Regions from separate parts of the Mus musculus genome. Here region 1 is linked to region 2. A link is a loop called in an ENCODE intact Hi-C map of the cell type or tissue named here. Cell type or tissue: left cerebral cortex. All regions are shown on one strand. Each heading gives the region's core, and the rest is flanking DNA. Links, peaks and the distances in the headings are about the cores only.

The links. Hi-C counts contacts between places; a loop is a spot of excess contacts. Peaks named below come from ENCODE experiments on the same cell type or tissue, not always from the same donor. Only the 100,000 strongest peaks of a DNase experiment are listed, where the experiment ranks them.
Region 1: a loop joins it to region 2, with 6 times the contacts of the local background. A loop is called at or near these places in 8 of 42 quality-filtered maps.

Annotation. Positions count from the first base shown.
Region 1 is chr8:89,563,898-89,579,765 of GRCm38, forward strand. No RefSeq gene overlaps it. Among named protein-coding and RNA genes, the nearest start is that of Gm26331, 18 kb to the right of the region's middle. In left cerebral cortex, for the core only: a CTCF peak has its summit at 8,141 (motif pointing left); DNase peaks (open chromatin) are centred at 5,963 and 8,114.
Region 2 is chr8:89,030,136-89,046,003 of GRCm38, forward strand. Sall1 (spalt like transcription factor 1) reads right to left here and starts at 12,727. Exons shown (of 3, transcript NM_001371070.1): 1 at 12,217-12,727; 2 at 1-3,263. The coding sequence starts at 12,292. Gm3134 (predicted gene 3134) reads left to right here and starts at 11,108. Exons shown (of 3, transcript NR_166639.1): 1 at 11,108-11,661. In left cerebral cortex, for the core only: a CTCF peak has its summit at 7,501; DNase peaks (open chromatin) are centred at 7,398, 8,180, 9,872, 10,753 and 2 more places; H3K4me3 peaks cover 3,445 bases; H3K27ac peaks cover 5,253 bases.

The DNA of each region.
Region 1 (15,868 bases), core at 3,930-11,929, 530 kb after region 2:
TAGTGGTACTAATGTGACCCCCACAGTAACATTTGGGGAGTCCTATCTCCTATTTCTGTCCTAAAGATCGTCAACATTGTTTGGATTAGCTCTTCAGAAGCAAAATAAATAATGCATTTGCTACCACGGAAGAGCCTAGGGAAAGATGTCAAATATTTCTGGACTTTTCAGTTATTTATAAAGAGATTACTGTGTTGCCATATATTCAAACTAGGAAGACCACTCCCTGTCCATGGGATAGCTGAAGTTTGAGACTCAGTTTACCTCCAGTTCCTGCAGCCTTCCTAATACCTTCCTGTGTTCCAAGCTCTGCATTTCCCCCCCCCCCCCATTACCTGGGGGAGGGAGACAAAAGGCATGTGTTCAGGAGATGGCAGAGTGGAGGTGGCAGATGGGTCAGTGGGCATGAAGTAGAGCCCACCATGAGCTGACATTCCCAGGTGTTGGTATATGCAGGGAATCCAGGCACCTTTGTTTCTGCAAGGTGGTGGGGTGGAGTGGAAGTCACAAAACAAACAAGCAAAGAAAATGGAGTTTTCTTTCTTCCTCAGAGCTTCTAGATTTGTCTCCCTTTGGATGTCCTAACTGCCCAGTTTCATGAGAAAGTCCACTTAAAAAGGCTGCCCAGCCTGAACAGATACACGGCATGTGTCAATCACACTCCAGTTTTCATCTGCCTTGAGCTGGACCTATAACTTGCCCTGGCGACTTTGCTTTTCTCGGGTGTTCAGATAGGTATCAGAAAACCACCACCCATCCAGACCTGACTCAGGTTCTTCTCCAGCTGCTCTTCTCTTGGAGGCCACAGCCCAAGCTCCAGACTTCAAGTTTCCCACCCAGTAGGTGTCTAGGGAAACAGGAAGCAGCCTGGTGTTGTGCTCTCAGCCAGAAAGGCGCACAGTACCTGCGGGAGACAGGTAAATCTCTTGCTGCTGAAATCAGATCGGTGTAGAGATTTTCCGATGAAACTCATCTGGTTGGAGCGGGCGCTCCGAGGTAATGGTTAAATGTGTGGAGAAGGCAGACCCTTGATAAGTATGGCTACTGTTCTTTCTCCTAGCTGGAGCAGGGAAAATACCGTGTGTCCGGCAGGAAGTGCATATCTCCAATGGTAGCTCCCCGGCTTTGTCATTTTCGATTTAATGCACCTATGTAGCAAGCTGGCTCACTAGGTTTGACTGCAATTACCTTATCTTTCCTATTTTTAGTGACAGGACCAGATTATTTTAAGTGCATTTTATAGAAAACCCTTCTTTACTGAAGTATAAAGACTGTAATAAAGACAATACAATGTTTTGAAACTGTTTTAAATCCTTCACTCAGCATTGCGTCTACAGATTTAACATGTAGGGGTTCTAATCTTACTGCTGCTAATTAGAGCTTTAGTGTAATTGTGCCAACAGGGCGCTTGGCATAATAATTACTATTGAGAGACTCTGGTGGCGCAGTAACATGCCTACATAATGCAGATATGTCTACGATCACAGTGCAGTCACCTTTGTATGTTGACTCAAGTTGGATTTTAACCAAGTAAGGGGTTATTTTGCCTTTATAATAAAGCTTAAGAGGCATATACATATGTATGATTTAGGTATCCATTTTTTCCCTCTTTCAGTCCTTTGAATATTAATTAGCAGGAACCTCAGAAGGCAATGGGGACACATTTTGTTTTAAAGATCTCACAATGTAGGACCCGTCATTCTGTGAGTGGGACCCACCATACCGCTGTGGCAGAGTCTAGTTAGACCATACAGTGGCCTGCTCCTGGAATGTTCGGCTGGGCGGGGGTTGGGGGGCACTCTGGAGGAAGGTATCATGCCTTGAGACAAACAGGGAAATGGGAGAGGGGGGTGGATCCTAGAGACCTCAGAGATGGTCTGCTCCTTACATCTTCAGAGTTACAGCCTGTGTTTGAGAAACACCGTTTGTTCCCAGGCTAGACTATGCAGCTGGGATGGATGGAAACATCCTGAGTTTCCCACTGCTTTCTCTAAGGGGACGTTGGGAAGGAGACGGACATGCCTATGACGTGTGTTAGGTAGGAGTTAATGTACGGGGTGCACTGTTCACTGTCGTCTTTCTCTAGGTAGGACACAGCTGAAACTGGGCCACTGGAAAGGGCCATTTGGCAAATGCCATTTTTGTTTGTTTCAATGTTTGTTGCTCCTGAGGTACACAACCACTTGAGGGTAGGGCCTGTGTCTTGTCATGATATGTCTGACACTTCAGCTAATCTGTGTGCTGGTAGTGGCATATTTTTTGGCTCGGATGCAGTTATGTTTTTTTCTGTGTGGATTTTTTTAATTTAATTTAATTTTATTTTATTTTATTTTATTTTTTGGTATGAGTGATTTTTATTTTTGGCTCAGATGAAAGGGTTTCTACAGAACTGATTTCTCAGAACAATAAGTCATCAGAGAGGGTCACTGGTCATTTAAAGTGCTCCAGAGAGGGAATTTTTTTTTAGCGTAATAAATATATTTTAAAGGTACTGTGCAATAGCCAAGAGCCTGACCCATAACTCCATTTTTAGCTCAACAGCCTTGTTTTTATTGCCCCTTAGTGCCTCACTTTTAAAGTGACAGGAAAGCAATTTCTGATTACAAATCAATGGGTTAGGATGTCACCCTCAGACACTGAATGCAGCTGTAAATCCTCACAGTCGCCTGTGATGCTGGGAAATTGGGGGTCAGGGATTAAAGAAAGTTGCTTTGTACAAGGAGGGTGGAAATGCCCGTGTTAACACGGTGTTTAATATTGCCATCTCTGGGGAGGACCCAGGCTGTGCCAGCATGCAAGCAGCTCCTTGGAGCTGGCCAGCTCAGCGGCTAACAAGGTGTGCTGACCACTCAGGCCAGAAGAGCCTGTAAATTTTCCATTTTGCCCCAGGGAGGCCATGACTCTGTCCCAGTGGTGAGCAAGTAGGACCTCTGTCCCCTGGACACACTCCACCTTTGCCTTATCATGTTAGCCGAAATACCTGTGTTCTTGTCATGCAAGCTACCCTTTGATGGTGCACCCTTCTCTCCCCTCTAAGCTTTTAAGGTAATCTTAGAGAAATCATCAAGCTATAAAAAGAAATCAATAAAAACAGAAAAGGTTCCCATCACCCCGAAAGAAATCCATAATGTTTGCATTTTAATAGAGACGCTACAGGGGCAGACCCGTCATTTTCTTTCTGATGTGGTCCTTTGATTTCCCTCGCAGCTCACGGGGCTCTTGACTTCTTTGAGAAAAGGGATTATTGAATCGTGTGTCTCCCTCAGATGTACTTGATCACTCAAGTATCTGTACTTACGAATGTTAGAGTCTGTTCAGCTGTTGTCTCTTTGGGAGCTCATCATGTCTGTCATCTTAATATTAATTGGGTTTTGTGTTGGAATCTCAAGCCCCACATTGAGTGGCTTTCAAGAGAGAAGATTATGCTCAAAGCCAGATACAAAGACAAACAAATTTAGCATAACAATTATCATAATTGCAGAAACATTCTGTCGCAAAATAAGCAAAGCTGATTAAGAGCCCTTCTACGTTATCAAATATTAATCTGGTGTCTACAGTCTAACCTGGTTGAACCTAAGAGGCTTCTTATGGTCTTACGTATTCACAGGCTTCCAGAAGCTGAACGGAGACAAGCTAATAGCATGAGACAGCCCAGCCAGGATGGTAAAAGGATCTTTGCTGAATGTAATCCACTTAAATTGAAAGTAGTAACAGATAAGATCATAAACCTGAAATCAGAATTAAAACATATCCTGCCAGTGAGATGTTTTTGCGTAATTCCAACCACATGGTCACTCTGAACCATGTTGCGAAAAAGTATTATTCCTATGCTTTGCATTAAAAAAAAGAAAAACAAGGTCAATATCTTTATGGTCAGTCATCACAATGAAAGGCACAGCCACCCGAACCTTTCCTCCCAGGCTTTCCTGATACCCACACAATGCTGGAAGCTGTAACACTCCCGCTAAGCCGGAGAGTTAATTTTATTTGTAATTTTCAGCGGCTTTTAGTTTAATTGCACAATTTCCTCAATTATTAAAGTTCACCCTGCGTACTTAAGTTCATTAGCCATTGTCAAATGGGCAAATTACTTTGCAATTTTAATATTTGTTGGACAAAGCTACACTAATAGAATCATTCTCCAGACTCAGCCTTCACTTTGCGGCAGCTCGCAGTGCAGCTGCAATAGGTGCCAGGAACTCCATCCCCTTTCCCTCTTTCTTTAGGACTGTCTCCTCCTGCTCCTGACTTTATCCACACCGGTAGACTTTCCTGTCTGTTCCTCTCTGTTTCCAGAGTTGGGGAGCCCAGGAGGCCAACAGTAGCATTGATAACATTGGAGTGGCCATAAATATGTCTGAAAAACTATCTAGGTGGTCAAGTTCTCAGACATGAGCAACTTGCATAAGTAACATATAGTCATGTGTGTGCATCAACCTATAGAAACAAAATTGGACTTCTCAATAATCAATAAATTGAGGTTTCAGTCGCTAACATTTAGATCACTGCATCTATGCTAACATATCATACATGTGTATATATATGTATGTGTATATATATATGCATGTTTAAATTTTTCCATAGTCTAAGTGCTGGCAAGACTCTCTCTGTGACACTCTTTCTCACACACATACACATACACACATTCACAGCTCACTATACTACACTGAGCTACTCGATATATGTGTGCACAGGCTCTGCTTACATATACATGCTTACACTTGTAACCAAAACACCACTTTCTTCCAGCTTCACCCCTTGCATTTCTGAGCCCCCGCCCCGTGCCCCGGCACAGATCTCATTTGATTAATGATGGTAGGTTTGCTCCCTGGCAGTGCCACCCCACCCTCTAGGGATGCCGATTGTTGAAATGTACCAGTATCAGGAACCTAAAAACATGTGTCCCCACCTGCTGCCGACTGTGTGCCCTGTGCATAGGGACTCAACTCCAAAATATCTGGGTACCAAGACTTCCAACCCTAGAGGACAAAACCCTGCCAGCGTGGTTTATCTTCCCAATAATTAGGCTTGTGTTTCTGCTTTATTAACTCCAATACAACAGCCCCCTGCCCTCTGTCACCAAGGAGACTAATAGATGACAGTCACTCTGATTTGGAAGCCGTACAAATTAAATGACTGAAGTGAGAGGAAGCGAAGTTAAGACAAATGGTATCAAGATAAGGCAGTCCATCATTTACATAGGAGTTTTTCTAACATTAAGAGGGTGTGGGGGGCGGGGCTTCATTTTCCATGCATCAGTGTTAAAACAAACCATCCCAGCGTCCCCATTCAAGCTCAATGACAGGGAATTCCCAAATGTTTCTAGGAGTAACTGATGGCCTATGTCTAAAACCAGGATCGCCTTCCCGTCTCCCAAACACCCATTCTTTTTATTTTATTCTTTTTTTTTTTTAACTTTTCTCAAGAAGAGCCTTCTTCAGTTTTCTGTGCATGAATCCACGAGCTGGCCGTTCTTGCACAGCTAGTCAACAAGTCTAAATCCTTATCATCCCTGGGGCAGATTTGTGATGCATTCTTAACCTCGTGTTTTCCCTTTCTGGGGGTTTGTCCCAGGGGAGGCATCCTCACACACCTTGTGGACAATTAACGTTACCCAGAGAAAGAAAAACAAAATCAAAATATTGGAGGGGCTGGTGGGCATCCAGCCATGCCAGTTCCCACCATTCTTCTGCGGAGCTGTAGCTGTGTTCAGTGGTCGGATCTGAGAAGCCACGTTAGCTCTTGGCTGCGTAGCTGCCGGGTCTGGCGCAAGCTGATGAGATGTGATTATCTCCATGCAGAAATACCAGGGTGGTTGGGAGATAATTTGAAATGAAGTTAAAAATGAAACGGCACTAAAGCTTTTCTCCCTTGTGTCAAAACAACCACATCTTCTCCATTCCTTCCTTCTTCCCCCTTTCACTTTGACGACACTGGTTCACACTGGGGGTGGAGACACGCCTTCTTGCAAACTGTAATCCTTGGCTAATTTTAAATTTCAGATGATTCTGTTTGAAAGACAGCTCTAAGTTTCTATCAAAAAAAAAAATCAGCTTCCGGAGATCACAGATAGAGGTTGCCATGCTGGCTTTACTGAGTAAGCCTTAGACACTGCTATGACTCACAGACTCGAAGTTTCATTTTTCTATACTAACACTATTCGGGTATGAATAGCATGCCTTGATAATAAATGACATTCGGTTGCAAATGTCTTTGAACTTTAGCTTAAAAGAAGTGAAAACAGATTTAAATACATTTCAAATGTTAAACACTATATTTATTGAATCATTGCAAATGGAGTTACCGCGTCAAGTGACAGGTTTTTTTTAAAGCTATGTAAATGTTTCTTTCTTTAAATAGATGTATTTTAGTGCGAGGTATATGTCTAGGCACTGTCTAAGCTTGCAGCAATAATTCTCGATTTACAAAATCAGCAGTGAGGGTTGGGAATTCAGCTCAGTGGTAGAGTGCTTTCCTAGCAAGCACAGGGGCCTGGGTTCTGTCCTCAGCTGGGGGGAGGTGGGGGGGGGCGACAAAATAACAAAATCAACAGCGAATCTTGCAGTGAGAAAGAGTCCATTGCAATCATTAATATTATCCCTCTCTGTGCACACATGCAGTAATCAGATCCCTCGATGAAAACTTTTTAAAATTCTAAAGTTTGATTTCAGGCTTTGCCTTGTGTGTGAGTGTGTGTGTGTGTGTGTGTGTGTGTGTGTGTGTGTGTGTGTGTGTGTGTGTGTAAAGTAGCTGAGTTCTTCTGCAAGCTTCAAAAGTTCCAGCCACATTGTTGAAAACGAAGTTTGAAGTTATTCTGAACAGGGTTGTACAGCTCTTGTGTTCACTGCAGAGTTGGGGGTGGGTGGGGGTGGGGGTCATAAAAGCCGAATTCACTGAGGGCAGAGGGAAAGTCTTTAGAACTCTGTCCGCCCCAGCGCCATCAGTCAGTTAAGAGGAGTATCTGCAGGGTGCCCCCCTCTTCCCTTTCTGCAGTGCTAGGGATGTTTATGTGGATAGAAAGGGATGACAATTAGTTATATTTATCCATTCTGGGTCCATTTAATCCCCACTGTTTTCACTCCCATCAAATCCATTATCCCAAACAACGCTGCGTATGTCTTGATGGAGTTGCATGCAGACTGGCCTTGTTTACTCCGAGAAGACGAATTTTATGGCAACATTAAATACATAGTGAAACCTCACCAACGCAGGCCCTTGGCAGAGGGAAGTCATCCTTGTGGCTCCTCCTATCTGCCTTACCCCATTGCAGTTTGACTTGGTCCTTAAACTCTGGACCTTTCTCCCCCACGTCCCTACATTTTCTCCACAAGTTTTTTATTTATGGTCATTGAGTCCATGTGTTTCCAGAGGTCACAAAAAGCAACCCCATCTTCAAGCAGCCAAAGTCTTCTCTCTCTCTCTCTCTCTGAAAATGGCTTGATATTGATATTACTCCTAACAATTCAGGCTTTCTTTTTTAAGCCCAGTTTTTAAAAAAGAAAATAAAAGAGAAGAAGAGAAGGAGGGGATAAAAATGTAATAATAATAATAATAATAATAATAATAATAATAATAATAATAATAAAAGGAAGAAGAGGCAGAAGGGAGGAGGGGGAGGAGGACTCCCTTGTTTGTTTAGAAAGAAAATCTTAGGTGATCTTACTTACTTTCTTTTCTTTCAGCACTTCTTTGTCTCCCAAAGCGTGTTGCCTGCTACTATGGAAGCTGCAGAAGTGATTTGATCAGAAAATGCAGACCTGTGCTAGCTGACAACCACACAGTAAGGGTGAGGACATCATATGTGTTTGAAACTCCTGGTTTCACTAGGAAGAAAAAACACACTGTATGGCAAACTTTATTATTTAGGCCTTAACACACAGCCAGGACGAGTGGCTCAGACTAAAGGAAATCACTGCTTAATTCCACAAACATTGTTGCAGCCCAGGAATGGCACACACACACACACACACACACACACACACACACACACACACACACACACACACACACACACACACACACACACACACACACACACTCAAAACTTTGAGAGGTCCCCTCCATGAGTGCCATCCAAGCACACCAGTATCAAAACGTGCGGCGCAGCGCCATCTGCTGGCAGCAGGTGCGTCACCTAAATCGCCCCGGTCGCAGAGGGCTATACTAGGTAAAGTGTAAAGGGCTCAGAACCTTTTTCCGCTTGGGGTTCGGGCTGCTGGCCAGCCCTGTTTGCACAAAACCATAAAGAGTAGGCAAGCGACACTGTGTAGAGAGAAAACTGCGCAGGAGAAGCCGTTTCTCAAGGCCTGTTCAGTGTGTAAACCGGGGAAGATGGATAGGTTTGTAAAAGGTCCCCAGAGATCTTGGCCCAGGTTTCTAGCATTCAAGAAGTAGGATTTCTTTGTGTACAAACACAGGGGTACCTTTCCCCTTTCGTTCTGTCAGTCAGCAAGGTATCCGCAGGCCTGTCTTCACATCGTACTGTGTGCTCCGGAGAAGCTGAGCAGTTCCCAGAGATAGCATTGGGACCTAGGCCATTGCTTTCTTGTTGGCTTTAAAGGGGAAAGGGGACACCAGGCTGCCTTTATTCATCAGGTCCACGAACTCCCGGTGTTCCATCCCAAGGGCGGAATCTGAGATAGACTCAGCACTCATAACTGGACTATGTGGACCAGCAGACAGGCCATTTAAGGAAGACCCAACTCCCACCCCCGAAGTGACTGTGAATAGCACCTTATCCACAATGGCTCTTTAAGACCCTCATGCGGGCACGAATCTTAGCAGTTTCTTCTTGTCCAACTCTCTCCCACCTCACCCCAGGCACACAAAGCAGGCTTAGAAGCAAGGGCAGGCACAGCTCCATTCCCACCTTCCATGGGCCGCTTGCTCCTAGCCTGCTTGGGGTTTCTCTGGGCCTCATAGAAGACAAGCTGGTGGAGGGGGTGGGGGTGGAGGTGGGGGTGGGAGCTGGAGTGACTAATCTCCCCAGTTACTCTCCCTTTCCCCTCTCCCCAAACTGTTAGATTTTTAGAAAGGAATGCAGGACTTTAAGCCTATGTTTACCGGGATTAAACAAGCCAAGCAAGCAAATTTGAATTGCCCATAAGAAGCAAAGGTGTTTTGTTGCCACAAAATGTCCCTCCTTTCTGTTTTTCTCCCTCCCTCCCTTCTTCGTTCCCTTCCCTCTCTTTACCTCCCTCCTCCTTTCTTCCCTTTCTCTTTCCCTCTCTATGCTCCTCTCTTCCACCCATCTTTCCTCAGTACATCTCTCTCTCTCTCTCTCCCTCTCTTCCCTCTTTCCCTCTCTCCTCCCCCTCACTCACTCCTTGTTTGTTTCCTCCTCTTGTCTCCCTCCCTCTCTTATCTTTGTTTACCTTTTGCTTCTTTCCTTCCTCTGCTCCCTCCTCCTTCCCTCCATCTCTCTTCCTCCCTCCCTTTCTTCCTCACTCCCTCTCTTGCTTTCTCCTTTGTTTTTGTTTTTTCTCACCTCAGTGCTCTGTCAGGGCCCTCTAGGACAAGTCTTTAGATGGGAACTGAAGTTGACAGAGACAAAGTAATTTGCCCTGCTACGCAGTGAGGTCAAGGCAGCAGAGGCAGAAATTAGGTTTCTAAATTCAGTCTGGGGCTTGGTCACCTTTATTACCCCTTCTGCTCCAGGACAGCCCACAAGGTAGGGAACCCAGTGATGGAGCCGCCCGGCCTTACAGAGTCATCCCGGGGACCAAGACCCATCAAGTAAAATGGCACTCACTGGTAAGTACCCCTCTAGTCACCTGTAAGCAACCTCACCATTGTGAATTGTCACATGGCAAACCCTCGTCTTTTTTGGAAGAGCCCCAAACTTTTCCTTTCTGTGACCATTGTTCCAGTTTAAAGGTTTGTCTTTTTGTGTGATGCAAGTGTTTAGAGCCACTTGATAGACAAACCCTATGAGACTGCAGCTTTCAGATGCAGCAGGGATCACAGTTTTTTTTTTTTTAACCTGCTCCTTTTCTTTGGTTGAAAAGAATAGGAGAGCCTTTGGTTGGGAGCCATGCCTGAGCCTTCGGGATGTGGCACTAAAGACCCAGCCCATTATTCTGGAACTTCTTCTTGCTATGACCCATTTAGGCCCAGAGGCAGTGGTCTGGCTCAAGTACCAGGACACTGACCCTGCTTCTCAGGAGCTCTCCCATCAGCCATTGTAATCTTGCAGACATCAGTGCTGTGGGCTAAGCTGGCCTTTCCCTCATCAGCACCATTTACTCTCCTTCTTTAGTATGTGTATTTTAAATACAAATGTGATTTCAGTGCCCACTGCTTTGGGCAACCGAGGCTGCTTGACTACTGTCCCTGATGTCAGTAGGGCTCTGAGGACTGGGGTGCAGTTTTTCCTGCTATGTGCCAGGTAGAACTTCACCAACAAATGGTAATGCAAGGAGCTGGTTTTTGGAAACCGAGCATTTTAGGTCCAGATCAGATACAAGAATTTATCCCCCAGCTTGAAAAGAAGGAAGACATAGCTTAGACCTAGGAAGTACAGTCTCATAGTTTTCTAAGACACCAGAAAGAGAGGCAAGCAAGGGCATGGGGGAGGTGATTAACATTGTGTGCCTGCCTCCCTCACTCCCCTTCTTCATTCAGTCTTCCTTCAGACTCTCTGTATATGTCAGCCTTGAACTACCTTCTGTGAGAAAATAACAATGGACAGAGGGAGCCAGAAGGTTGGAGAACACGGCTTGCCTTTGTAAAGCCTCCTGTTCGTTGGGCCTAGTTTCCCAAGACCAGATTCTGTTCATATCCCTTACTCCATTACACACACATCAAACACCTGAGTGCTTGCGATTCTTCGCCAAAGGGGTCCATAGGAAGCCCTTGCTCTGCAACACGGCAGCTGCACAGAGGATTTCTTCTGAAATGTTTTTCAGTCACTTGCAGCCAATCCTCTAAGTCAGTGATTCTCAGCCTGTGCATTGAAACCTCTACAGGAACTGCATCTCAGATATCCTGCATATCAGATATTTACATTGGGATTTATAACAGTAGCAGCGTGACAGTTATGAAGTAGCAGCAAAATAAATTTATCTGGGTGTCACCACAACATGAGGGACTGTAGAAGGGCTGCAGCATCAGGAGGGTAAAGAGCCAGCGCTCTAAGGAGTGACTCATGTTCCATTTTGAGAGGCTATTGGCCAAGTCTGGACTTAACCAAAAATGCAGGGCAGACTAGGCAGGTGTTAACTGTTTGAGGACTAAAATTCAAAAAACTCACTGAGAAGAAAGAAGTGAGTGAACAGCTTGACCAAGGAGACACTTAAGGCTGCTCTCTTGAAGATGAAATCTCCCTCTTAGTGCTATTGATGAATACTTGAAGGACCTCACTGGGCAGGATGGACTTTGCAGACAGAACTTCATCCCCACTTTAGGGAGGAGTAAACTGAGGCCTTAGAGAATCGAGAAACCTGAAAAATCAAAGAGCTTCTAAAGAGTGAGACAGAACTGGAAAGTCAATTCATTAATTCCAATACCTGGAAAGTCAATTCATTAATTCCAATACCTGGAAAGTCAATTCATTAATTCCAATACCTACATTCTCAGTGGGTTCTGATTAGGGGTGTTATCTGCTGTGTGACGTTTACATTTATTTTCTGCTGTGGTGTGGAGTGCCGGGGTGAAAATCGGGGTTCTGCACATAAGAGGACAGCACTTTAGCACCGAGAGCTACCTCCGCACAGCGTCTTAATAGTTCCCCAATGAGCTAATGAAGCTGTTTGATCATTAGGCCAATATCATGGATTCAAATTATGAAGGGCAGGGATTAAGTGAAGGACTGGGAACTTCAGCCACTAACCTGTACATCGTACAGGATTCATGGATGTTGTCGCTTTCTCTTTTGGTCAATTCATAGTAAAATCCTAGCTAGTACATGATCTCAGTCTCTGTCTCTTTCTCTGTCTTCTCTCCTCCTCCTTATTCTTTCTTCTGTTGTCTACAAACAACAACAACAACAACAACAACAACACACGAGGAATGACAGGGGAAAAAGAATGAAGGATGGATGAATGGACAGACAGACAGAATATATTGATTCTTCACTGATCATAAAGCCTTACAAATGGAGTTTCGGGAACTGTCCATCAGTTTTGCAGGTAGGAGGCAGCAGCAACAGCTGCAGCATTCCATTTCAGGAAAAAGACATCGAAATCACGGCTGTTGAGGTGTGGAGTCTCAGCTCCAATAATAACGTCCAGACTGGCTGGCTAAGTCACTACCTTAAGAGGATGGTGTGCACTGTAATCAAGGTTCATCACTACCGCCGTGTGCAGAATGACAGAGAGAAAACTGTGCACCTTCCCCAGGACTTTCCAAGTCAAAAAGCTACCTCTATTACAACTATTTCTTTGCTACCTGCTATCATCCTTGTTTGTCTGATTTTGGGGGACTCACCCTCACCTTCGTTAGGGTCTCAATACACCCGAGGGGGTATATACCAGTCCTGGGAGGAGGAGATCATTTCCATACCAGAAAAGCAAATAGCTTCTCTATGAAAGACTGGTACCAGACAGAAAATCTTAGGAAAAGGCCCAACATCTTTCTCATGGGTTTTCGTAGCCAGGGGCAACTTAATAGTCTGCCAAAGCCAGGGTCTTGTGGATCCCACTCAGGAGATCTCTCCCTGTGGACAAGCTCCTCACTCTTCAGTCGGTACAGCCCCAGTGACTTTTGGCAACCATCTCTTGTCAAGGTACTGGAGGGGCAAGTCAGGGCACTCCAGGAGCATAGCTAAGCCCTATGGTAGCCACACAACTCCAGTGACTTGTGAGGAAAGAAAGGGGAATCATTTTCTCACTGTGTAGAGGCACCAGGCATGAAGGGTGGACTGTGAGACACCGTTCTCTGTGCCCTGCTTCCAAGACTACCACTCTGTTCTCTCATCTGTCTAGTGGGGATAATAACACACACATCACTGGGGCTTTCTAGGACAGATGAAGGCAATCACGTACAACAGTTCTGCACAGAGCCTGACACACTGTAAGCCACAGTCACTGAGCAATTTCTAAAAAACCAGATGGAAAATATTTAAGCTTTGTGTACCATATAGTGTTGGCCCCAACTGCTTAGCTGTGCTATTACCTGGAAGCAGCCATGGTCTATATGGAAATTAATGTGACGGTCTTCTGATCAGTCTTTACAGGAACAAATGACAGGCAAGATCCGGCTTTTGGGGTGTAGCTTTTTGATACTTGCTTGTTGATGTTACTAATGGCTAAATGCCGGCAGTGTTTATGATGGGTATCAAGATAATGAACCATTATCCACAGAGACTTGTGGGTAAGTAACAAGACATGATCTCTATCGTCTGGTAACCCGAAAGTGTTAGAGAAATAGAAGCATCTCGCCAGAAACCTATTATAAGGTCCACTCTACCCAAAAGGGATGTTAAAATTTACAGCCGTAAAATCAGGAGCCTTAAGAGTAGCAGAAGATGGCCTATTTAGCCATCACTGGGAAGAGAGGCCCCTTGGTCTTGCAAACTTTATATGCCCCAGTACAGAGGAATGCCAGGGCCAAGAAGTGGGAGTGAATGGGTAGGGGAGCAGGGCAGGGGGAGGGTATAGGGGACTTTCGGGATAGCATTTGAAATGTAAATGAAGAAAATATCCAATAAAGTTTTTTTTTAAAGTCACTGGAATTATTTATTTTTGTTTTGTGAAATCCCAACTTCACTCTAGGAATGTGAATCCGAAGTACTGTCCACTTTCCAGAATGTTATATTTCATTTAGAAACTTTAACTTTTTTTTTCCAGGAAAAATACAAGTGGGCAGCACTGTCACACACCGAAAGCAGCTAGAGTGGCCTTCCATGATAGAGCATCACAGAGAAGGAAGCTGGGCTGCTTGGTCTGTATGCAGCCACTTTATCCAAGTCAATGCTGGGGCAGTCAGAATAGCAGCTTGATGTGTGTGGAGAGGGCTCTTGACTCAGCCAGAGGCCTCAAGGGGAAGGCTGAGAGCCAGAGTGTGAAAATCACAAGTGGAACAGAGCATCTGTGAAGGTGGAATGCCAGATATGTCTAAAGCAGCTGAGGTTGAGAAGTGTATCAAAGACCACCTACCTCTCTGTCTGGCTATTCTGTCTGTCTGTCTATCTATCTATCTATCTATCTATCTATCTATCTATCTATCTATCTATCTATCTATCTATCTATCTATTATCTATATCTATCTATAATTTATACCAATTTATCATCTATCATCTATATCTATCATGTATGTCTATCTACCATATAATTTACATGTACATCATTCTATCTATCTATCTCTATCATCTACCTCAACTAGACTTCAATATCAGTGAGATCCATTACACACTAGGACTTAGACTTCACCCAGTCCCTCCTCATCTGAGCAGACCTGAATCAAGCTTGGTTTAATAGGAGGCCAACCGTATATTTTCCAAACTCACTCATCTCTCCCTATTATAGCTGCTGCTGAATGTGGAATGCCAGCATTTTCTGGATATACCTGTTAAGAGACACACATATAAGTTAAAGGTGGAGCTCATGCCCACTTCAGGGCACCAGCAGACGTCGTTCCATGGAAGGATCAGTGTGGCTGTCGGGTGGTTCCGAGAAAGCGGTTAGACACTTGACTCATCCATCACCCGGAATTCTGGTCACTGATTGGTATTTACCAAGTTCAAATTCTATAGAAAAAGACACTAAGGCTGAGGTGTAGCTTAGCAGCAGAGCATAGGCTAAACCATACCAACTTCAGAAACTCACCAAAGCCAAAGAAAAAGGCAGTGCCTCAGAAGACAGGGCCTGTGGCACCTTGGATGCACTTCTGGTATCTACTCTCCTCTCACTTCTGCCTCTTCTGGTGGACTTTTCCCTTCAGAAACCAGCCAGGGAGGTGCCTTTGCCCCACCCACAATGCATCTCTCTTCTATCATTTACCTCATAGGGCTTTGTTCCTCCTGCTGCTTCATTTCCTCTGAGAGATTCAGGTCTTCCATTTCTCTCTGTCACCCCACCCTCCAGAACAGTACCCAGCTTCACCAACATGACTAGGTGTCATGTACTAGCGATCCTCCTCCCTCCTCTCCTGATGTTTATCTCCGTCCCAGATGTGAGGATCACACTGTAGAGCAGCGCAATTCTACCATTAAGCAGGCTTCTGGGAGGCAGGGGGCTTGGGGCTTGGAGTTCTAAGCCCCAGCCCAAACTTAGCCAGGACTCTCATTTTCAAAGACAACCACAAGATGAATATCAAAGAATCTGCAGAATCCACATTGGGAAACCTGTCAGAAAATTGTTGGGAAAATAAAGTGAATCAATAGAGTGTCAAGAGACTCAGATGGAAAAAATATTGAATATTCATTTTCTCTGTTTCACAGGGAAGGGGATTTAGCAGGACCAAGGCAGCTGGGGGGATTTCCGGCTTCCCTTGCAATGGTTCAAATAATTTTTTTGTGCTGTGCATTGGATTAGTATTCAATTAACTCTTTTAAATTATAATGTGCAACTTCAACACACTTGTTAGTGAGTCTATAGTACAATTAGAGTATTTAATAGCCAGCAGGTAAAACAAATGCATACGGAATTTCTATAAACAGAAATCTAAATCAAATTCAGCAACTGTGCTTTCATTTGCATATCTAGTCCACGGTCAGATTCAGTGATAACTGCAGACACCAGAGAAAGACTATGGAGGGTCCTGTTATCCACATTTAGTTATCTGAAAACCGGATATCAAATCCACGCAGAAAGTATTGGGACTGTGGAGATGGCTCAGTGAATTAATCACTTATGCAAATGTGAGTTAGATCCCTGAAATCCACCTAAAACCGAGGCAGGAATGACAAGTGCCTATAATCCCGGCACAC
Region 2 (15,868 bases), core at 3,691-11,690:
CGACAGAGGCCCCTGAGGGACATGACTAGTGGGGGCGTCCTTACTGTCCTGAGGAGAAACGTGTACAAAGCCGTTGACCTCTGTTTTGATGAGAGATGACAGCGAGTTGGCGGGAATCACTGCAGAGTTCTGATTGGGGCCGAGGTTGGAACTGGGCTCAAAGAGCTGCGATGGCAGATCTCGCATCTGATGTGTCAACATGTGCTGCTTCAAATTACCCTTTGTGGAAAAGCCACGATTGCAAACTGTGCAAATGAACGGTCTCTCTTTGGTATGACTTCTGTAGTGAATGTCCAAGGCACTCTGACAAGCAAAGGTCTTGCCACAAATGTCGCAAGCAGTGTTTTTAAATTTACCCCGGTCTCTGAAAGGAAAGAGGATTCCCAGAGAATCTTCTTTGATGATTTTCTCTGCATGACTAGAAGTCAAGTCCAAAGCACCTCCGTTCACTGGGGTGGGAGATAGACCATTGGCGAACTCGCCTGGCCCCACTCGCTGTGGCTTTTCCTCCATGCCGGGTGACTTGTGGAATTCTTGGGTGCTGTTGGACGGGGACAGAGCCTGCATGGAAGAGGTAGACTCTGAGATGGCTGGGCTGCCTGCACTCTGGCTCTCCATGTCGCCACCCACTGAGGAAGAGTCGTTGGTCAGCACATCCCCTTCCATGGATCCGTTCTCCACAGACTTCAGGCTGGCCTGCAGCTGCTCCGCCAGGCCAGCATTGATCATCTTCATCTGATTTTCCAGAGCAGCGATGCTCGACATCTCGAGGGGCAGAGGCGAAGATGACAGGCTATCTTGGGAAGCGTCCGCTGACTTGGGTGTGTCTGGGATGCTGCCCTCAGGACACTCTTCCATATTCTCATCTGAGAAGTTGTCTAAGTCGTCGAAATTTTTCTCATCAAAGGAGCCTGTGTCAGACTCCATGGACTCAGGGTAGTTGTCAGGGACTGGGGTGTTGGGGATCTGGCCTCCCATGTGCATACGAATATGCTGCTGGAGGACCACTGCGTTTGTGAACTTCTTCTGACAGATGGGGCAGGAATGCTGGACTCTGAGTGGAGGCATAGCCCGATGGACGCTGTAGTGGGTCTTGAGGTTCCCTTTCGTGGTGAAAGCCCGGCCGCAGATCTTACACTTGAAGGGCCTCTCCCCAGTGTGTGTCCGGTAGTGCATTTTCAAGGCGCTCTGACAGCTGAGAACCCGGTGGCAGATGATACACTCATTGGGATCCGTGGCCTTCTTGTCAATGTTTTCTACCAGTTGCTGCAGCTTGGATGTCTCTGAGGCCTGGGCCGAATCTAAGAGTCCCCCAAAAGGAAACTTGGCCTTGAACTGCTCAGACATGAGGGGCAACAGAGGGTTGGTGAAGGTGGTCCCTCCTGGACCACCGTCAGCCACTGGGGAGTTCAGAGTACTGTTGCCCGCTGTCGGGACGGCGGAGCTTGCCATGTTACTCTCTTCACCCTTGCCACCAAAGGGTGGCACAGCAGACCCTTCCACTTCCTCAGGGACGCCACTTGGGTTTCTTGTGGCCAAATCAGGGGCCCCGGAGTCACTTTTGACTGAGCCTTGGGGACTGGCAGCAGAATGGCTAATAGGGATGGGGGCTGGCTCTTCCGTCTTGATGAAGGGCGTGAGGCTTGGGAGAGTTGGAGGCAATGGTAGGCCGACGGAAGTGGTCAGAGTGGGCAGGACTGGCTTGGTGTCTAGCCAGCTGGTAACTGGCTTCTCTGGAGGGATGGACATGCCGTAGGGGATGCCGGTGCTCGTGGGGACATTGTCCAAGTGCTCCGGTACAGGGTAGGGGTTCATCTGGATGTGGGGGTACTTCTCTTTGTGGCGCTGGAAGTGGACTTTCAGATTGCCCTTAGTAGAGAACCTGTTCCCACAGATGTTGCACTTGAATGGCCTCTCTCCAGTATGGGAGCGCAAGTGGATCTGCAAGGCACTGTCGCTCCCGAAGACCTTCGCACAGAACCTGCACTTGTGTTTAAAGAACGCCTCGTCTGAAGTACTTTTCGCTTCAAAGGCAGTGACATTTGGTGGCTTGCTTTTTCTTTGCTGGGCCAAGGCAGACAGGGAGTTCAAATCTTCTGCGGTTGTTGCAATGTTAGGCAAAGGGGTAGGGAAAACAGCGTTAGCTGGGGTCGGCTGAGGTAGAAGTGGGTTAGATGCAGGACTCAACAGACTGCTTATTGCGAATGCTGGTGAGGACGATGCTGAGACGGCCGGGGAGCTGACATGGGAGGCACCAGCATTGGAAGCCACTTTTTCTGAGGACGGGGTGGGCACTGCAGCCGTCACTATGCTCATGTTGGGAGAAGTGCCACCACTGGGCGGGACGATGGAGGTGCCGGAGCTGCTCTGAGGTAGCTGGACGTGGGGGAGCTGCTTCACACCGCTGATGTTGGCAGATTGGCTAGCAAGGCTCTGTGCTAATCCAGCTGCCACCGCCAGCTGTTGAGACAGATGGGAGCTCAGTGTGGTCAAGGGGTTGGCAGATGTTCGTAAAGTACCTTGAGACGGGATAGAGGGTGCTGCCGGCAGGTCTGCGCTCTGAGAGGCCAGCAGCAGTATTTGGTGACGTATTTGCTCTATGAGCTGCAGCTGGTGAATCTGCTGCTGCTGCAGAGCCAGGAGTTGTTCCATGAGGGTTGAGATGAGCAGCTTGCCTCCGGAGGCCCCCCCACACCTCGCCTCCTGGGAGAACTGGGCCACCGCTACCTTGGTGCTCTGGAGATTCTCAATGATGACGTTGCTGTTGATCACCGAGAAGTTGCCCAGTGTCGTCAGGTCCCCCAGTTGAGGTAGAGAGGTTGTGATCGCTGAGGTACCCGTGGAAGAGCCGCTGTGGCAGCTCGGGGTGGTGATGTTGGTGACACCGCTCAGAGTGCTGCCACCACTCCCGCCGCTGCCGCCAGTGGTGGTGGTGGTGGTGGTGGCAACTGGGACCTCCACCTCCATGGACTCTTCCCTGTCAAGCCCCTTGGGTTCTGAAAGGTCGCTGCAGTCTTCTTGGTCTGCTTTATTCGCCGCGTCTTTCATTTGGTCGTCGGGATCATTGAGAGACGGGCCAGGAGGGAAGGCTTTTGCTGGGGAGGCTGGACTTTCATTGACAATCAAAACTAATTGATTCTTAGTGCAGCTCTTTTTATGGAGCAGAAGGTCTGATAATTCAAAGAATTCAGCGCAGCACCGGCCACAGACATGGGCATCCTTGCTCTTAGTGGGGCGACTTGGTTGACCCTTCTCTGTGTCCCCTACAAACATCAAAAGGTGCAGGGTTAAAAGTGAAGCGAGGACAGACTGTCAGTAATGACTTGAAATTGATAGAAAGGGCCATAAATGTTTTCTATCTGCTAAACTCCAAATGTGACCCCCCCCCCCAAAGCCAGGCTGTATTTCCTGGGATGCCGAGGAACTCCTGTCTAGCTGGTATTTTGGATAGTTAAGGCCTTTAGATAATTCATCAAAATATAAAATACCATGAAGGGTGGACATTGGTACATAATGAAATTCCATAGCAAAATATTGATTTCCAATATTTTATACACCGATTGTCTACTTGCTGGGAGAGGGTCCCTCCAGCACACTGAGGACTTATTAGGCTCTTGAGTTTCTGTCAACCTTATTCATTTTCAACTGATGCAAAGATATCTGTGACAGTCTGTTCTGTCACTAAACTAATTTGTAGTCGTTCAGGTTCCAATCAGTTGTTGACAAGGGGGGAAAATGCATATCACCCAGCTGAGGACTGATGACTTCAGAATCACCTCAAGTCCCTGCCTGGATCCTGAGCTCGGGGGCCCAGTGGTGACAAACACAGTTCAGTCCAATCAGTAACAGACCTGTTTCGACTTCAAACCAGAAAGCAACACCCTCACAGGCAAAATGAAAAGAATGCAGGATGGTTATCCCTCACAGGCCTGTCTGGTACCTATGTATCACCCCCGCCCCAGACGTGAATTTTTCAAATTCAGGATTGAGCTCTGCTGCTCATTCTCCTAGGTAAAGAATATATGCCACCATGCTCCACGTGGCTAGGTTCTAAATAATTCCTCAAAAGTGGTCTTTCTGTCTCTAAAAATTGGTGTGGCATCTACAGTTCTGCTAAATGCTAGCTGAAGAAGAAGGTGCTGAGAGGTCCTCCCTTCCTTAAGAAATCATGCCCACCCAGGGGAGAGTTTGGCAATTCTTGTCTGAATGCCTTTAAAAATACTTTGCCTTTTGGTGTTATCGATTGTCTAACAGATTGTCCTGAATACATTGCATATACATATACATCACACACACACCCACACCCACCCACACACACACACACATCCATCCATCCATCCATCCATCCATCCATCCATCCATCCATCCATCTCCCTATTCATATCCCTTGATTGTTTGGCTTTACTGGTTTGCTCAGATGTCTTCTCACTAAGATCCATTTGTAAATTAAACATCAAAATCTCCAACTCCAAGCTAACATCCTATTCAAAGACAGGATGGCGTCCCCTTGTTTGCTCAGCATGGGGAACACCAGCTCCTGTTGTACGAATGGTGTGTGTGGTCATCTCCAAAGGCTGTAAAAAAAAAACTGTTTAATTCAAGGATTGCCTCCCCGCATGCTTTTCTACAGAGCTGAATCAGATAATAGGTAGTTTCCATGACTTCCAAATTGAATCTTCTAGAAAACTTGCAGGAGGAAAAAAAAAAGTAATTGCAGATATGAATACATGGAAAATCAAAATGCTGCCTACCCCAGAAATCCCAGTCAACCCAGAGCACATTCAGAAGAGCCAGAGGTTATCTTTTTGGATTAAGCATCTAAAAAGCTCGGAAGAGTTTTGCATTTCAGAAAATACAATTAACACCTAAACAGTCACTTGTGAAATTCCTTAACTCTATCTGCCTGGAGTGATGAGGAAGTTGATTAGGGCCCCTGGTAAAGTCTGCTGGCCAGAGGAGAGAGGGGACGCGTGCACTCTCCTCACTGGCATAGTTTTAGTGGCTGAGTTATATTTAATAAGCCGGCTTTCCTAATCCCCATCTTTAAATCTACACGGGGTTATAGTGCAACATGCATTAACAACACCAAACAAATCGCAGTTGTAGCAGAAAATACCAATAATGATCCAGTTTTAATTTAATGTTTAATCATCCTAATTGGCACCAGATTCCCATGCTCGCTGAAGGTGCTGTTTTAAGCACTTTCTGTCTCTTCTCCTGACTTGAAATACTACAAACAAAATATTAAATGAAATTTGCTAAAGTTATCCTGCCTCACGCGGGACAAAAAAAAAATGATGTGACAAAAATTCAGTGTAAAGCTTCGTATTTTGACAACTGATTTTAAATGATGCCCCCATTTCAGATGCTTATTTTAAACTAGGAAATGCAATTCCTAATATATTCAACAGAAATGTTATTTCTTTCTCTTTGCACATTTCCATATGTAATGGCTATGTTTCCATCTACTTTTACAGCCAATTATGAAGGAACAAAAGCTATTCTGTTTGTTCACACATTTTCAACAAAATGCATTAAAACTATTATGTCAGCATGTTCTATTAAGCTCTGCATTCAGTGGAAAATACTTTTCAACCAGCTCACATTTATCAAAACATAAAGCCACTTTAAAACACAGTTTTGCTTGGTCAGCTGGGCTTAGACAAATAATGACAGATTCAGAACTAAATAACCAGCAAGGGAAATCAGAAAACTGACTTCATCAATTGTACACATTACAATGTGGTTGCTTCAAATATTTAGCACATCTGTGCTCACGGTTAAAGGGCATTTTAATTCTTTATAACTTGCAAACATCTGATATTCTCATAATATATAGAAAAAAAAATAAAAGCTAGGTTACTTTCGAAGGTTACACTGATTTCTACTTCCCTGCACTGGGGTTTTGCATTCGTGCCGCTTCAAGACTCACTTGAGAGAATTTTTAAGTTTTTCTACCTGAACATTTTTATATTTAGGATTATGCTAATTAGATGGAAAATAAAGACGCTTAGAAATAAATGCCTGCTTGCTTCTGAGAGAGAGAGAGAGAGAGACCCTTTATAAAAGTTGGCCATATTTGAGCTTCGATTTTCACAATTTAGCAAGCTGACATTTGATCGCACTGTACCATCAGCTAATTTAATTTCCTGATGTTTATGAACAATCTGCTCCCTCCCAAATCCTGGCATCTATTTTGATTCGGCTCAGAAGCAGGTGTTGCTACACTCTACAGTGCCTAACTTTAAACCATTCTGCATGGTGAACAGAATTCCAGGGAAACCAGCATGGATCTTTAGCCCCAGTTACTAAAAGGAATGACTAAAAGTTACAATTAGATAACGAGCAGGCAGAAACACACACACACACACACACACACACACACACACACACACACACACACACACACACACACAGAGCCCTGTGTTCTTGTATCTCTTTAAATAATCTGTTACACAGGATGGCAACTGGTGACCTCCTTTTAGTAACTACAGTTCCCTTGTTCCTCCTATTGTAGTGAAAATCACATTCCAGATTCTTTTCTATGGATTTTGCATTCACAAATCTCGTAATTCCAGCCAGATAGGAACATTTACAAAGCAAGAGCCCTTTTTTCCCCTCAGCAACCCCCCCAAAAGATGCTTAGAATTTCTGTTCTTTTTTTGAAGGAGATGTTGAATCATTACCAAATTGTCACTTAAATTCCAGATGTTTAAGCTCTGGCTGAACTATCTAGGTACCCAATTCAAATTTGTCACTTTTTATCCTCTTAACCAAACACAGCAGAATTTGGAAGCAGGAAAACGAAGCGTTGCAGCCTCTCTACTCAGAAAGCAAAAATATAAAAACTATGCCTCGCACAGAAAGGTTCAGCCAGCCAGGAGAGAAGAGGAGGAAAACAAAAACAAAACAGAAAACAAAGCAAAGCAAAACAAAACAAAAAAGTAGAAACCAACCACCAGGCTCTACCAGATTTAGTTTTCTCTTTGGGAGCGCCTCAGAAAGACACTTAACACTACTTGCCAGTACCTTAAGACTACATTAGCATTTCTTAATAGAACTCAAACAATAGTGGACTTGGGGCCCCTAATTTTAACAGGCTGTTCCTTCCCACAGGCCTGCTTGCAGAGGCGATCATGAACATATTTGATTGAGTGATGCTTTATCTTTTTGTTTTATTTTTTTAAAGCAGGATCCGAATGTCCAACTTAAGGTTCCAGAAAAAAAAAAGCTGTAAATACAACATATGCTGCGCATATTTTCTGTAATGTCTGAAGTTCCTTTTATGCAGCATACAACCAAATGACAAATGAACTGGTCCCCTTCAAGTTTACAGTGCCAGCCCTGATTGTGTGGAAGGAGACAAGAGAACCCTCTGGAAAAAAAAATAACATGGACAAGATACTCCATTTAAAGTTCTGGTCCAGACCCACCTCCGGCTCACAATGAAAGGGGAAAATGTCTTCCCTATGGATGAATTAAAGTGAACACTAGATGGGGATCCAACAGCAAGGGTTTGTTCACAAACTACTCTGTGGCTTTCCTATTCCAGTGACGCGTAAAAGAGAGACTCCTTAAGGCGAGATCTAAACACTGACTACACAAACATTGGCAAAGTCACAAGAAACTAAATCCCTGTTGTTGGAGGGTGAAGCTGAGCCGTGGGAACTACCTGTCAATCTTCCCCTTTGGGGGTCTGGCATCTGGGGGTGGCGGGGGAATAAGGTTAGGAAAAGAAGCCAAGCTGATAAGGAGAAACTAAAATAAACTACCAAGTTCCTGCTAAGTGACTAGCAAGACTCAAATTGGGGGTCACCGGGAAGACACTGAAGGACACATTATGATCTGGACCTTGTCACCTCTGCATGGGAGGAGGCTGGCAAAGGTTAAAACAGCTCTACACGTCCAGGTTTTCTAAAGCCTGGCACACCAACTTTTTTTCCTTCTTGGGGGAGGAGTGTCAAGCCTCAGGTTAATATTATCTTTCTCTCCTCAAAGAATATTTTAGAACACAGGTTTTCTGCACTAGGGACTGTGTTGGAAAAAAACACATTTAAGCTGCAGAAGAATTTCGATTTTTTTCTGGTTACTTCACACTGAGTGAGCTTGGCTAAGTTTTGAAACCCGGAACCTGCCTGAATTCCCTCCTCCCATCGCCCTCCAGATTCGCTACCAGAAAAATGTGGGCTTTTGCCTTCTGAAGGATATTGTTGGTAAAAAGACAACTAGAAGTCTCCAACCTTAGAGAAAAGAAACGGTTTCCCAAACAGCACCCTATAATTTGGTACTTGTGCCCTGAGCCATAGCAGAAATTGGATGTAAAATACACCAACAATTGCTCAATGCCGAAAAGCTACCTTCCCAGTTTATCTCCTGCCTCAGCAGGCTTTCCCGGGTGCTTGTTTTTTAACATTTAGAAAGTATTTGCAGCCTGAAGCAAATCGCAACAAAACAAAACAAGACCAAAAAACAGTTCACATTTTCTCATCTAGAATCTTCTATTATGCCAAACTTAAAAATAGGCTTGATGAAACATGAATTCTTTCCAACTGCCTTATCTTGCAGGTGTCAGGGTTCTTTTCTTGTTTTTTTTTTTTGTTTATTTGTTTGTTTTTGTTTTATAAGAGAATTCATTATAGTTTTCTCTAACCTTTTGGGCCCAGAAATCAATGTGTGGCCATTAAGCTGCTTACAATGAGTAAATTACTTTGGTAAATAATAGAATTTCTTTATTAATATGAGTAAGAAGGGGTTTTCAGGTATTCCTTAGGAGAGTCAATGCTTTCTCTGTAATTCCCGATGTTCTAAGTTTCTTCCAACATTATCCTTTCCTTTAAAAAGCTGAGCAGCAAAATTGTTAAACGAATGGAGTCGGAATGGGGCCTGTTAGAAGCTGCAGGAATCTTGAAACCATCACCACCAAATGGAGTGAACCAACCCAACCAAAAAACTCAACACACACACAGACACACACACAGACACACACACACAGACACACACACACAGATACACACACACACACACACACAGGCACGCACCTGGAAATCCAAACTCAAAGAAAAGTAACCACAAATTAAATCATTAGATTTGCACATTCCCTTTTCCAGGATTTATCCATCATGGTAAATAATTCTTCCAAGGCTACTTATCTCTCTACAAGTAACTGGAGACTTGTTGAATATCTTTTAAGAGATGAACCCTACTCACCACAATCCCAGTTTTCATAAGGAACAGAAAAATACCTTATAGGAATACTCAAGTAGAATAAACTATCAAGGTTCTAAGATTAACTTCTAAGATCAACTAAATAATCATTTTTTTTTAAATTGAATGGTGGTGTTGGGACTGGTGCTTAGCAAGGCGTAGCTTTCTTTGTAAAACTCAAACACGACACATACTACAGGATGGGGCCACAGAACATAGAATTAGAGTGGCTGCTTCAGGGCCACTGTGGCTCTGAAAACTTTTCTAAGGTTTTCCTCTGTGTAGAAGTCAGACAGTCTGGGGGACAACACGGGAGGGAGAAGGGTCTAAACAAGATCTACTTTGGTAATGCCTGATATTTCATATGCTGTGTGTAGTAAGACCCTCTTGAGACAAGAGAAAGTGTAAAGCTGGCATCTGAGTAAGGGGTTGCCTTCCAAAGTAAAAAAAAACAAAAACAAAAACAAAAACAAAAACAAAAAAACCCACCAAACGCCCAACAGCAGCGGCTCCTCAGGCACATGTTCTGTTCTGGGTAGGGAAATGGATGGAGATGGCTGGACTCGTTGCAGAAGAGTCGACTTTTAAAAGCAAACGTGAGCTGTGTCATGCACTTTCCTCTGTATGTCTCTCACAACTATTCCCAAATGAAAAGATTCGGGGTATGGCGGGCCCTCCTGACTGTCAGCTGCTGGGGAGGGCTGCTTGTGTAGAGTACTATTACAGCACACTAAATCCTGTAACCCTATTACAAAACCTGCCCTCTAGTCAACTTCTCCCAAACTTATTGTTCAGCCATGTAAAAACAGTCATAACCTAAAACTATTACTACTGAAGAAAAGGAGGGAGTAAGGAGCTGGCCTGGGAGGGGTGTTTCCTAGGGTGTTCGGGATAATCACTGCTTTAATCACAATGAACCAGCTTTTAGGAAGAAAAAAGGAGAAATTAAGTGAAAAAAAAGAAGGAAAAGAAAGAAAGGAAACTTGATTCAGTTCCTTAATTAACTTACCTCACAGCTCAAATAAACTAAAAAAAAAATTGTACTAATAAATAATAATAGTAAGAGGCAGTGAACTCCTTTAATGCTATCGCTTTATGAGAAGCCTTAACTATTAAAAATTCCAGCTCTAGACTCAAAGCGAAGAACTAGCAAGGGTCTTTTCTTCCCAAGCTCGAGGTGGTGGTTGTTAGTTTTGAAATTCTTTGCGTGGAAAATACAAACAACCAGTATAAATTTAAAAAACAAAAACCAAAAAACACCTCTCTTTCCCCAGGTTGTTTTTCTCCCACCCCCACCCCCGTATGCAAATTGTTAAGTTTTAACAGCATCCCGGTGCAAAGGCCTCACTTTAGGAAAGATTGTTGTGGGGGCGGCAGAAAGCCTAAGAAACTAGCTGAGAAACCCCACAAAAATAGTCCGAGTGGTTGCTGCGGCCTTGGCTAATTTCATCTGGTTTTACCCTCAAACCGGTTCTTTTGGGGTGGGAAACTGGGTGTGTTTCAAGGGATCCTTCCAGAGGACTCAGAGAATCACACTGGTGAGGCTTCGAGCTTCCAAAGGTGCTGGGCAAAACAGTTGCCTTAATGGCTCTCAGATCGCCTGAAAAAATGTCCAGGTGTCTCACGCCAGGATTGCCCTCTCCCAACAGCGAGGAGGAAGTAAGCTGTCGATCCCTTGTCGCTCTGGCTCTGCCTGCGCGTACCCGCACCCAGAGCCGCTCAGAGCCAGGCCTCTGGGGACGGAGCCTGCGATGTGGGGCTCCAGCGCCCGCAGAGCGTAGTGGCCAGAGGTGCGGATCTCAGGTCACGCTTCCGAGCTCTGCTGGGGTGCAGCTCCTTCCTCCACGCCCGGGATCGAGGATTCCCGAAGGGCAGCCGGGGCCGCCGAGCCTCGGGTCTGGTCACTCTCCAACCGACGCAGCGGAGAGTCAGGCACAAAGTCCGGTGACCCCGGAACCGAGCGTAGCCTCTGGCCTGGGAGCTCGGAAACTCTGCCCTAGAACAGTTCAGGTCAAGCTGGGGTCGGAGGGGGTCTTCCCTCAGTGACCCCAGTTCCCTGCGCGGGTCTCTCCCATTCTAGGCCACAGTTCCCGCACACAAACTTTTCCCTACTCATTCAGTCCTTTCGGAACCCTGCCTTCATTGCTCGGCTGGCTCCAGGGGTCTGGCGGGCTAATACCCGGGACCCAAGAAAGTGTCTAATGACCCTTACCAGAACGGGTCCCGAAGGATGGGACTCCATAATACGTGGGGTGCACACATCCAAGCCCGACTTTGACGGGTTATGGGTGCAAGTGTGGAAAGAAACGACAGGAGAACAAACTTGGGAAGCCGGACCAAGCGACACTTCCCTGTCCCTAAGTCAGTCTCCAGAGCGACCGGCAGCACTCGGCCGCGACCCCAGGATGTCGCTCCTCCACCCCAACCCCCAGTTCTCACGGCTCGGAACCCCCAAAGGTACCATGTTTCGCCCGCTAGCCAAGTGGGAACGAGAGTTTGGGGGGGGGGTGGGTACGGAGAGCTCCCCACGCGCTCGGCGTTCAGCCACCCGGACGAAGTAAACTTCTTTAACGTTGGCCGCAGGGCTGGGCGGTGAGGCCCAGGCGACAGAGGCCCAGCCCGGGGACCCGGGTGGCGCGCGGGGAGCGGGAGAGAGCTCGCGTGGGCAGCTCCAGATGGCCTCTGCCCGAGAGATCGCCCCTCGGGGCGGCAGGGTCGTGGCCGCGGCTTCTCCGACCCTCTGGGCGGAGGAGCGAGCCGGCCAGTCGACCCTACTCCGCCCAGTCGAGGACACGGAACTCCGGAAAGCTCCAGCCGGGATAGGCTGGCTCTCCCGGGACAGGGGAAGCCTGGCCCGGCAAATTGAAATCGAGGAAGCATGAAATAAAATCAGACGCGCCGAGTGCAGAAGGCGAAAGCGGCGGTGGGCGCGGGGCCCGCCGCGTGTGCGTGGGTCCGAGTGTGCGTGTGAGTGCGTGTCTGTGTGTCCGCGGCGCCGGCCGGAGCACTCACCATCTCGCCGGGGGAGCGAGGCCACTTCGGGGTCGGATTGGAAATGTTGAGGCTTCGCTTGCTTCCTCCGCGACATGCTGGCTCAAACATCAGCTGGGGCAGAATAAAAAATTACTAAAAAAAAATCTTCTCAAAATTACGGAAATCGAGCGGCGGCGGCGGCGGCTCCCCCCGCCCGCCGGCCCGCCCGCCCCCTCCCCGGCTCCCCGGCCCCGGGCACAGCGCGCATGTGTCCTGCTATAATTATGATTATCAATAATGCATTGCGATTAATCATAGAGGGGCTCTTTGAAAGGCGATTGGCACCGGGCCAGCGCTATTCAAACCCGCTCGCCTTAATCAATTAGTTCGTGATTTGCTGCAGACCCCTGTCTCTCCGCGCGCTGGCCCAATAAGCCGGCCGCGGGGCTGGCTCTGCGCGCCGCGCCGCCCGACTCTTGGTTAACCCTCTTGGCGACCGCCGGGGACTCCGCGGCCCGGCCGCCGGGGGCCTGCCTCCTCGCCACTGCGCGCCCAGCGCCCCGGCCGGCGCCCCCCGCTCGTTCCCCTCCCCCCTCCCCCGCCCTCCATCCCGGGCTGGGCCGACCCGAATTAGCATGCTCGCCCGGGAGCCTAGCGGAGCAGGGCCGCGTGGGGGTGGGGCTGGCGGCGGGGGCTGGGGACCCAGGCTGCGGGCGAGCGGCGAACTTCCTAACTCCCGCGCTGCGTACTGGCCCGCGAGGGGGAGGGAGTCCCGTGGCGGGACGGGGTAGGAGAGGGCGCCCCATTTCGTGAGTGTTCCTTCATTTTCTTTAAGAGCTACCAGAAAGCAGCCCACCCCCACTCTCATAAAAAAAAAAAAGCGAGTGGGGAAGAGCCAGCCCCACGCCAGTCCGCCTCCCGCTCGCTGCCGGGCCTCCCTCCCGCCTGCCCGCCGCCTGGCTCGGAGATCCTTCGCCCAGAGTTCTCCACTCTCAGGATCCCGGGCTCGCGGGGGTGCGGAGAAGAGGACCCAGGAAAGGTTTGGGGACGTGATGGGTTTGGGGCTTGGGGGGAGGGGCAGTTTTCTCGCCACCCCATCCTCTCCCTGCCTGGGAGCGGCGACCCTCCAGCCTCTTGCTGGCTCCTTAGCTCCCTTTCTCTACCTTGGACATTCCCGGGACAATTAGGGCTGAAGTTTTCGGGAGAAGCGCCCCGAGCCCGTGGGATAAGGGGGCGGCTCGGCTCCGCCCAGGACCCCCTCCCGAACCTCCCCCCGGCCGCCCCGGTTGGCTGCAGGGCGCGTCACTCCGCGGGGAGGCGGCGGCCACCGTGGCGCCGCCAAGCTCCGGGCGGGTGGAGAGCAAGGACCTGCCTGAGCTCCGAGTTCAGCTTCTGCGGGAGGGAGGGGAGGGGCGCAGCTAATTCTGTGCTAAGCAGCGCTCCCCTGGCCTGGGTGGTGCTGCTGGAGCCAGACCCTAGGCACCGCCTCTACCCTGGACCCTAGTGCTCCGTGTCCTAGGGGTGGAGGCCGCCACCTCGTCGCAGACGAGGTGGCTACCCGGAGTGAGTGAGCATGGAGGGGGGGTCCTGTTCGTTGCCCTGCTAGCTACGCCGTGACTCGCCTTCACTTTTCCGACACTTGCTACGTGCGGCGCCCAAACTTTTCTCTCCATCTCTCTCTGTTTCTCTCCCAGAGCTGGGAGCCAGCCTCTCTTACCCGCTCACGGGACCCAGGGATCCGGGCCCTGTACTCCCTCTTCCGGGTTTGGGCGCCTGCGAACCTGAGGCTTGGTCCTCGGCTTAGTTTAGACCTCCTCCTGCCTCGGGGTTTCCGCTCGCCGAGGTTCCCGAAGTCCTGCACCCGAAGGACTAAACTAACTAAACTTCGGCTGAGTAATGGGGGTGGAGGCGGGGGAGGGGTGCAGATACACAATCCTTGCCCTATCTCGCGATCAGGAGAGGAGAGGGCTCATAAGGACGCCCCAATTCTGGAGCGCCTTTGAGTCTGGATCGTGACACAGTCGGCTCGCGCGAAGTGGGCACTAGCCTTCACAGCAGAGCCTTGGAACTCAGGACCCATGTCGCACTCTCTTAAATGGCTTTTAGCCCCTTTCCACGGTTCTTTTTCCCCTAATCTTTTGTGTGCTAGTTGAAAGTATCTTTTTATGTCTGCTGACTTTATACTTCTTGGTTTAACTTCTGCCTTCTTTCCTTCTCCCCGTCCATCCTTCCTCTCTCTCTTTTTTTTTTTATTTTGTCCTTGCTCTCCCACCCCTCGCGCGTCTCCCTGGTCTCCGGCTCTCTCCCGCATCTCGCTCTTCCCTTCTCTCCAGGTTCTGTTGGGTACTGTAGATTTTGATAAAAAGACAAACGAAGCTATCAGTGGCTCTGATGTTGAAGAATGAAGATAATAATGTTTCCATAGGTGGTGTTTCAAATGCCATTATTTCTCACTGAATATTTAAAGAGATCTCTCGGCAAAGATGGATTTGCGCGCTCCTGGGGTGCTAGCCGCTTACTTTCCCCAAACCCCCGGGAACGTGATCAGACCGGAACACTTTTAAATCTAGCACTCTCCCCTACCCCGCAAATCGGAGCGCTTGAAAACACACCAACGTGCACCCCTCAGGGTGCACCGAAGCTTCCAGGCGCACCTTTCTTCCTTGAATCTGCCGGTATTTAGAGCCGCCCTCAACAGTCTTTAACATTCTTGGCTTCTTGAAAGTCCTGGCCTCCGGGCAATCCAGTGGCCAGAAACCCAGTGGAGCTGGCGGTCCTACAAGCCCTTCTCGGGGTGTGCTCCGCGGGAAGCTCCAGGGAGATGCTTCACACGTGCTCACTGTTGGCTCTATGTGTGATTAAGGGTGGGGGGAATCTCCCCCCAAACACCACAAACGAACGAAAACGCAAAATCTGCTGCTTCGCGCTGTTTAATTAAAAATGGGCGAGCAGAGACGAATTAATTGCGGGTATCTAAACTTTGATAACTTTTTTCGTTCTTTTGAGTCCTCGACGACGTAGAGGCGGGCGCCTGGCTCTGTGAGCGGCATCCCCCGCTAATTTCTTGTTTGTTTTCTTTCCCTTTGGCCGGGAGAGAGAAGAGGGGAGGTGGAGGAGGGGGATGGGAGGAAGGGGACGGTTGGAATGGCCGGGAGAGAATTGGTCTTTATTGTTGGTGGCGATACATCAATTACAGGCCATTGTCTCGCGCCCAAGTTCCGCGGTTCGCTGGTGCGGTCGCCGAAGTGTCAGCAAGCTGGCGAGGCACCGCGTGCCGCAGAGCAAAGACATAATTAAATCAATAAAAAATGGACACAGATTGGGGTTTATTTTTTTATTTTTGAACGGGTCGGGAAAGAGAAGGATAGTGAGGTGCCACAGCTGGGGTTCCTTCTAACCTGCACACCTCCAGGCCAGGGCGCTCCATAGGGTCGAGTCCTCCAAACCATGGATGGGGGCTGCTCCTGGGAAATACGGCGAAGAGGTTGTGGCTTGTAGGATCCTGGGGTGGGGGGTGGGGGGCTGGTATTTAGGGACAGATACCCAATAGGGAATGGGGATAGCCCCAAATGAGGTGACAGCTGCGTGGGGGTCGCGACCTCTCAGACCAAGACGAAACGGACCCTGTGGAGGCACTTAGCAATTGTACAAACTGCCTTTGGGGTGCGGGGATGTCTATGTTCCCTCCACA